2 separate regions of the Mus musculus genome follow, and region 1 is linked to region 2. A link is a loop called in an ENCODE intact Hi-C map of the cell type or tissue named here. Cell type or tissue: left cerebral cortex. All regions are shown on one strand. Links, peaks and the distances in the headings refer to the core of each region. The heading gives the core; the rest is flanking DNA. Region 1 has its middle 13 kb from the start of Hmgxb4. Region 2 has its middle 3.0 kb from the start of Large1.

Region 1 (4,397 bases), core at 276-4,275, 1.6 Mb after region 2:
GTCATCAAAAGTTTGTGACATGCTTTTCCCACCAGACTTCAGTCTTTTCCTTCTTCCAGCTGCTAGGGAAACTCCAATTCCTTAGTGTCCATTGTCTGAGGGGTCTGATAGCCAAAGGGGAAGCACAAAATTGTCGCTAGAGTATTTTCATACCTGCCATGACAATTCCAGCTTTCTGTTACTATGATAAATGACCTAGGTTAATCTCCTCACAGGAAGCCTCTTATTTTGGTTCAAAGTCTTGGAAGTTAGGTCCGTGTCTACTCATTCTGTCTTGGAACCAGTGGTGAGACAGCAAAGCTTCTCTGTATTTTAAAGAAAATTAGGGGAGCTAGAGATATGGCCAGCCTGGTCTACAAAGCAAGTCCAGGGCAGCCAGCGATCTGTTACACAGAGAAGCTCTGTTTCAAAAACAACTGAGGCCGGGCAGTGGTGGCACACACTTGTAATCCCAGCACTTGGGAGGCAGAGGCAGGCGGATTTCTGAGTTCAAGGCCAGCCTGGTTTACAGAGTGAGTTCCAGGACAGCCAGGGCTACAAAGAGAAACCCTGTCTCGGAAAAAACCAAAACAAACACTGTTGAGCCCTGAGTCCACGGGAAACCCAGAATAACCCAAGAATTGGGAAGTCCGCTGCAACTCAGAAAAGAGTCTTTTATTGTTTCAATCGAACTCAGTTTGCCCACCTAGCACTTACTGTGTGAATACCAGCAGGCAACCCTGAGTCCAGAAAACATCGGGTTTATATACAGTACAGTTAGGAAGAGTGTGAATATTCACAGAAAGGGGGAGAAGAGTGTGGAATAGTACTGAAGCGGGAGAGGGGTGTCTGTTCAAGGACTAATTTTATGGCCAGTTGTAACTGTCTGTGACCTGACCTCTGTTTACCTTTTTTTCCATACTCTCCCTTGAGCTTGTTATTTCTCTAAGGTCTCAAGGACAGGTACCTGGAGTTTTGCTGCTTATCAGCAGGAGGGTTGGTTTGTGGAGACACAGAGGAGGTGCCATTCTAACACTAGGGGAGGAGGAGGGAGTCCCTGGCTGCTGCAGGAGGACATAGTACAGAAAGCAGCTGTCTACATATCCTGCTTGCAGCAAGGGGGAGAAAGAATGGGAGCTTCTGGTGGGAAAACTGTCTGTACAACACTGAAGTTTCTCTAGTATCAGTAATTCTGGGGTTACAACACAACAACAACAAATACATACATACATACATACATACATACATACATTGGATTTATTTTCATTTTTGCCAATTGGGGTAGGGGGTGTGATGTGAGTTATCTACCAGAGAAGACCACTCAGACATGGGTTTAAGCCAATATAAAGTCTTTATTAGCTGCCCAGCAACTACACTGGGTGTTCAGGATGCAGTGTAGCACTGGGCCTCCTCAGGGTGACCTTTCAGATACAAAAATCATATTCCTTCTTGACATACTTCGTTTAGCAGAACAGTTAGCCAGAAGTAGAACTACAGAAGCCAAAAAGCAAGGTTAGTACATTTAGAGACTTTCCCAGAACTATGGACATTGATGGATCAGGCCTTTGTTTTAGCTTTGGCAGGTGATACTACTGTCTGTGTGCTGAGTTTTACAGTGTGAATGGGACTTACATCATGGAGTCAGTTGTGTTTACTAAGGTCTGGGCCTGTTACAGTTATAAGAGCAGAATTAGGGGATGGTTGATGTGTCCACTTGTTTGTTTGTTCAGTATACATGCACATGCCTGTGACAGCCATAGGACAACCTACGGTGGTAGCCTCGGAAATACTACCATCCACCTCCTTGAAAATTGGCCAGGAGCTCACAAGTTAGTGTTTGAGGCTCAGCTCTCTATATACCTCAAAAACAAAAACAAAACAAACAAAACGGATGTCTAGAGAGAAAAGAATCTGGTTTTGTGGCAGGCCAGGAATCGGTGAGGAAGAACTTCCAGAAAGGGACTGGACCTGTCACTGACCTTTCAGCAAGCCAGTCACTGGAACTTCAATCACTGTGTGGAGACTGGACGACGCATGTGTTGAGCCGAATTGCAATTTATCACCTTAAGCTGTCTGAACTCACCCAAACAGCTGTTCCTTGCCTTCTCTGTCTAACCCAACATCCTGTTACTAACAGATAAGCCTTTGAAATGTATAAACCTATCCCACCAGCCTCTGTCTCCTAATTTCTTCTGGTTGCAGTACCGGGTTGTTAGACCTCCAGATTCAATAGGAAGAGACTTAAAAGTGAAGTCCCACCCAAATCACCCAAACTTTTAAATTAGAAATGAACCTCAAAGAAGAGACAAAAGTAACTTCAATACCCTGATGGGTTGTTCACCTCTTGACGTACCTTTGCTATTCACTTGCAGATGGCAAGCTTGAGGGATCAAGCAGGGAGAAGTTCGAGCTGTCCAGGAGGAAGCTGGGGTAAGGCACAGGCAGACCACAGGAAGTCTCACCAGTCTGCTCAGACCAGAGGACACTCAAATGCCCCAACCTTGAGCAAACAATGTTTTGCGTACGGATTTGAGAGACTGACTTTGTTCCTGGACATTTCTTTGTGGAAAAAATAATGCAAAATGATAAATGTAAAATTGAATACAAAAATAGAAGGGGTCCGTGCAGGGGAGAGTCCAGGAAACTGAAGGGTTTTTTAGTTTTATAGTAAGCAATTCAGGATCAGGCAGCACGCTGAACTGGGCTAGCTGCGCCCTCTAGCGGCTTCTTGGAGGAAGGACTGAGGGAGCTAGAATACCAGGAACACATTCTCTAGTCCAACACATTCACTATTCCAAAAAGGCTAGTGAGAGCTTTCTAGGCATGGTCTCATTTGTCCTCATATGGTCTTGCTCGGGGGCTCCAGCTGTGTGATGTTACCAGCCCACACATCAACATCCAGATAGTTATTTACAGCTGGAGTGTTACTTACTGTATCCCTCCGAACTTCCATACCCTGTCTGTAAATAAACGGTATCTTGTTAAAACTAAATGCATACCTACGCCTACCTACTCCAGAGAGTGCTGAAAGGATGGAGATGGTGCTTCCATTGGTGTATTACAGTGTATGGACACAGGCTTGTGCTAACTTCTTTTTCTGCTTTTGAGTCAACTCTGAAGGAAAAGAGTCTTCCTACTGAAAACTAAAGTTCCCAAGGAGGAAAAAAAAAAAAAAAAGCTGCTGGCCTGCTAGCACACACCTTTAATCCCAGCACTCCCAAGGCAACGGGGCAGCTCAGTCTACACAAGAAGACCCTGTGTCAAAACTAAACAACCAAGAAAGACACACATTAGAGATGCTACAAGACTGGCTGATAAGAACTCAAGACAGCAGGGGGGAGGGAGATACAGCAAACGTAGTCAAATGACCTTGGGCTACTTTTAGTCCCTGTCACATCCACCAGCTTTGCCCATTTCCGCATCTAACCTAACATCCTTCTGACTGTCAGGTAAAATCTTTTAGAATGCATTATGAAACTTAACAGACCACTAACTAACTTCAACCAATCTGAAGGCTAAGCTTGTCATCAGATGCTGTAATAATCCACTTGGGATAGTTGTTGACAACCAGCCCAATTAAGCTAATTAAAAGCTTTAAGTCTGTTTTTATTGATAGCCAGACCAAGAACATGCTCCAAAAAGTCTCTTGGTGCCCAAGTTCAGAGATACGCAGTTTTAAAAGGCAAAGCCATAGCAGTACATTACAGTTAGATGAGGGTCAGTAGTTGTTTTAGACATAACTTGCCAATTATTTTTGTTAATATATCTGGACATATCGTCAAGACAATGGAAATCTCAAGCGTGTTGCCATCGGAGATGTGACCAGTAGGGGAAGTGGGTAGAGGGCTGAGGACTGTCTAAGCAAACAAAATGAAATCACAAAATGGCTTTCTTAGTCATTTCGAAAGCATCTGAGACCTACTGCACAGTCTCATGTAACCTATTTGTCTGATGTTTTTACCAATATATGTGGTAAATGCTTCGATTCATGACTTCCTTTTGTTCTGTAACTTTAAAAAAAAGTTTATGTAATTGCTTTCCCATTGGAAATTCAGTCAACCTGAATCTGTGTTCCTAGGCAATGGTCCCTGGTATCTGCCTCAGAATAATTTCTTCTTTGCTTTGAGGTAAGAGCTGTGTTTCCATAGATACTGTTTTCATAAAGCACCACTGAAGCCCCAGTTACAACGTGGAAAAGGTAGAGGACTCTCTAGTTCCTGCAAAGCTCCCCAGGCCCCCAAAGGATAAAGAAGTTGATTTCTCCATGGTCTTCAGTACCCTCCAACCCCCTGGCTAATGGGCTCCTGCAAAAGATGTGGTCATTTTGAGTGGTCTGTAAGAGCAATGGAGACTTTCTCAGCTCTTGGGTGGGCTTTAACTCAGGAGTTAGGCTGCCAGACACTCATGGTCACATGAAG
Region 2 (4,397 bases), core at 310-4,309:
TCCCTTGAGGCTGAAGCAGAGCCTGGGTGAGAAAGAGGACCAGAGCGGACGGTCTACTCCCACTGGAAGACGGAGCTCCGAAACTGCGATCCAGCTTCCGGGTTTTTTCCTCAACTAGGTCCCTTGGCTTCTGGGGGCCCCTTCCCCCAGAGTCCCCACCTCCCCCAATCCGTAGGAGCCACTGAATCTCTGTCTTCCCCTGCGCTTATCTCCTCCGGCAGCCCACCCACTGTCTTTTAATGGCTGGGGAGGATGGAGAGAGGTGGGATGCCTTAGAAAGGGCTTCCTATCTCGGGACTCTGAGCTGACTATCTTACCCGAGGTGGAGCATCACTCTAATCTCGCATTCGAAGATCCAGCTCCTCTCTGATCCCATCCCTCATCCCCAGCTCTGGCCTTGATACCTACACCCTTGGACCGTCCTTTGACCTGCTCGACACTCTCGGCTTCCCTGCGTTCTCTAGAAGCCAGGACCCCTTTTACCACCAGCAGGGGCTCTCCCTCAGTTCCCAGCGCTGTTTACCTAATCAGTAGGAGCCTAAGTCTTGGAGGATGCGAACCGAAGGTAGCGGTTGCTTCGGAATAGTTAACTGCGATGCTGGGGTCCTGATGTCTTATCTCTACCAGAATAAGTCTTACCACGAACGTTGCAGGGATAGCAAATCGTATCTGGGTTTGATGCCATTATTGTGTCGGAAAAGAACATTATATGGTAAAATAGTATCTAATATCCTAAAAGCCATTAAAGTGTCAAAGTTTAATGCCAAGCCTTTTAGCTCGAAGGCAGCTCAGTTCTTCCTCTAACATACAGCTTTGTTCTAGAACTCCCAGAAAACAAAGAGATCGTTTTATTTTATTTTATTTTATTTTATTGCAGAACGGCAGTCCTTTCTACTTTCTTCCTCCTCCCCCACACCAGCCCCCACCTTGGAACTGGGTAAAATTGAAGCAGTAATGTGTGCTTTCTTTTTATTTATCGCTTCGCTTCAGTTCATCAATGGTGTAAAAATGCATTATTACAATACATTAACATGTTAATAAGGGAAAGGAGAGTCTTGGAATTCACAAGCAAAAGAGGAAATAATTGAATTAACATCAGAAACTCAAATATGATGAATGTGGGAAAGAAATGTCTCCATTAAAATGGCCCAAAAGTGGTACTTTGTCTACATCTTGAAAAATATGAGCGGGGTAAAGCGGAAGCAATGTTCACTGGGGTCAGTGAGGTGCCATAGTTACTACCAGATTTCCTGATGTTGCATAGCATGTGTCAACAAGCTCATTGAATGTGAAAAAGCTTCTCTCAATCAACCCAAGGTTACAGTTGTACACCACTGATGTAAGGAATGGGCTAAGTGGGGAGTTGGTTAAACTGTTATAACCCCCATACGCCACTGGTAATTCTCCCTCATTTTAAATTTTTCCTCTCGAGAACTGTTAAGCTCTTAAATTTCACAGTCTAAGCAAATGTAAGTCTGTGGTTTGAGTGTGTGTGTGTGTGTGTGTGTGTGTATCCTGAAGTTGGAGGTGATTGCCTAGGAATTATGCCTCCTTGACACAAACCAAGATACAAATGTCATAAAAAGATTTTGGCTATAAGATAGTATAAGGAATGCAGAATAAAATACAGAAGGAGATATATCTGTTATTGCTAAAGAGTCAGCACAGATTTCGCTGAGAACTGAGAAACAGGAAAGTATTGTACCCTATAAACCAACTGCTATTTATCCTTACACCAACATTGCACCTGCCAGTGAAAAAGCTGTACTCGCCCTCCCTCCCACACATCCATCCTCCCTCCTTTCTCATCTATCCTCTCTTTGTTAGGGTCATACAGAATTAATCTTAAGAAACTGGAGGTCCTAAAATGGCCACTAGGGGGCCCTAAAGGCATCTCAAAGTGGAAGGCAAAAAAAGCTCCCACCTCCCTGATTTCTGACCTCTTTTTCTGAGTACCTATTTCAACTTGGATCTAAAGACAAGTCAAGAGTGAATATGATATAGAGATTTTAACTTAGGAGACAAGAATTTTGTTTCTAGCTTTTCAGACTTCTGACTCCCTCACTCCTCCCCCAAAGGAATTTTGCATCCATTGACTCAAAGTCAACCAAAAAGTCACTTCCTTTCCAAGCTAGGTTCACTCTTCTAATATTTGGAGACTGTTTTCTGAATATTTGAACATTCCTCAAGAGGTGGGTAGTTAGGGAACTGAAACTTTGCAGAGAGGATTTAATAACTTTTATACCAATGGATCTACCAACAGAAGCCAAGGCAGCTATAGGTTAACAAGCAGAAGCCTGGTTGTTTGTGTGTGTGTGTGTGTGTGTGTGTCAGTCAAATGTCCATGCTCTGTGTCTTCCTCAGTGTTTTCCAATCTTATTTTTTGAGAGTCTCTCACTGAACCTGGAGTTCACTGATTTAGCTAAACTAGACAGAAAGCCAGAGTGCCTCCTGATCTCCTTCCTTGATCTTGTGATGACAGAAACACACTACCATGCCAATGTTTTATGACAGTTCCTCATGTTTGCAAGCACTTTACCACATTAAGCCAACTCTCCATCACCATCATGGAGGCCGAGTTCCAGTGAGTAAGTAGCATTAATGTGGTGTTGATTCTAGAGAAAGGAAAAAATACAACTCATAATCGAATGCGGAGGGAATGATTCAGGTTGGAGCCTGCAGCAGGAGACACTGACCAGTCAACAAGGGATGATTCCAATATCTTAATAGTGTTACATTTGTCAATAACTAAATGTCACGTTAAATCTGAGTAGGGTGCAATGTCTAGCACTCTAATGTTTAAGGTTTCAGAGTCTTTAGCAATCTCATACTCTCTACCCTCCATTTTACAACTAAGTAAGGTAAAGATGTCCTTTATGAGAGCTGAGAATGCCCCCAGGAGCTCAGGCTAAAGAAGGTGAATTGTTCTCCAATATCTGTAAATAATATTCAACCTAGACTTATTTCAAGTGAAAATATCATCATCAAGCATGAAATATTCCTCTGTCATTCTGGCCAATAACCAAAATGCATTCCTGGACAAAACAAAATGTACACATCAGGGAGACACAGGAAAGAAGGTGCTTGGTGAAAAATTAAAGACTGTTATAAAAGCCAGCAAATTAACACTAATGAAAGTGTGATTTGAACATAATTTAAGTGAAAACAAAGCAAGTCCAGAAGCGAGACATAAAAGAGAGAATGAGGACATAGTCTTTCTTTGTGGGATGAAAAAATATTTTATTTACTCATCATCATGTTCATTAAGCAGGCTGGTTATAGGTAATCCAAAAATAGCATTATTAACTTCTGGAAGCCTTGCTACCCCGGACCTCAGAGCCTGGTAATTAGAATGGATTTGGCTCTAGGATGCCACTGTCTGTAGGAATGAGAGTGTATTCACTTACTGGTTGTGAGAAACTGTCAGCGTCAAACCTTGTCAAGACATAGCTCCCTGGACACCTTATGATAAAAGAGAACAGGAAAGGAAGCCCTCTGTAGACAGAAGAAGAATGCATTGGTGCTAAAGAGGCCAAGATGAACACTTAAGCAAGCTTCTTTCCTCAGGTCCTGGCAAAGCAGGACTTCAAGCTAGTGTAGCAGAAGACCCCCAAAACAAAAAAATGTAAAACAAAAACATAAGGGAAAAAAAAACCTGTGTTCTGGAAATACTAGGTAGGAATGTACAGCTTTCGATATACGTATATATGGAATGCATAACTTATAAGTGAGTTAAAAGGGCAGAGATGACTGGGTGGGCTCCCACTTCTTGCTCCCTATTCCATCCCCACCCCTGCCCCACCACTGCCACCCTCTTCTATTTGCTTTAAAAACTTTCATGATAAGATTACCTGGGGATCTTGTTACAAGGCAGAAGCTGATTCAATAGATGTGGGCTGGAGACTGGAGTTCTACTTACCAAGCAGATCTGTCCATGAGTGGGATATAGACAGCATCCACTAACATCATCTGTCCTTTTCCTATTTTGCTCAGTCAGTGTGCCTCAAAAAAATAAAACGCAGAGGCAAGGATTGGGAAATAGGAAACTAATTTGGGAGGTGACTACAAAAAGCAGAATGGATGGTTTCAGTGTACCCCAGCAGTCATGTGTTGACTCCCTGCGTGATAGAATGTACAGATGGGACCTTAGGAGCCAAGTAAATTGTGAGTTGTCCTCATGGATGGAATTAAAATTGTATAGGAATGTATGAGTTCACTCTCCTGTCATGTTGAGGACAGTATTTCCACACTATGCTTGCCCTTCCACCTCCACCGTGTAAGAAGACACAGCTTCTCCCTCTGTGATGTAAAGAAGACCCTCCTCAGAGAACAAACCTAATACTTCCTTAAACTTGGTTTAGAGACCTCCAGAAATGTAAGAAATACATTTATATTGT

Evidence for each region. Hi-C counts contacts between places; a loop is a spot of excess contacts. Peaks named below come from ENCODE experiments on the same cell type or tissue, not always from the same donor. Only the 100,000 strongest peaks of a DNase experiment are listed, where the experiment ranks them.
Region 1: a loop joins it to region 2, with 5 times the contacts of the local background. A loop is called at or near these places in 1 of 42 quality-filtered maps.

Annotation. Positions count from the first base shown.
Region 1 is chr8:74,978,165-74,982,561 of GRCm38, forward strand. No RefSeq gene overlaps it. Among named protein-coding and RNA genes, the nearest start is that of Hmgxb4, 13 kb to the right of the region's middle. In left cerebral cortex, for the core only: a CTCF peak has its summit at 2,707 (motif pointing left); a DNase peak (open chromatin) is centred at 2,691.
Region 2 is chr8:73,354,339-73,358,735 of GRCm38, forward strand. No RefSeq gene overlaps it. Among named protein-coding and RNA genes, the nearest start is that of Large1, 3.0 kb to the left of the region's middle. In left cerebral cortex, for the core only: a CTCF peak has its summit at 1,881 (motif pointing right); DNase peaks (open chromatin) are centred at 1,343, 1,861 and 3,996; H3K4me3 peaks cover 1,446 bases; H3K27ac peaks cover 1,555 bases.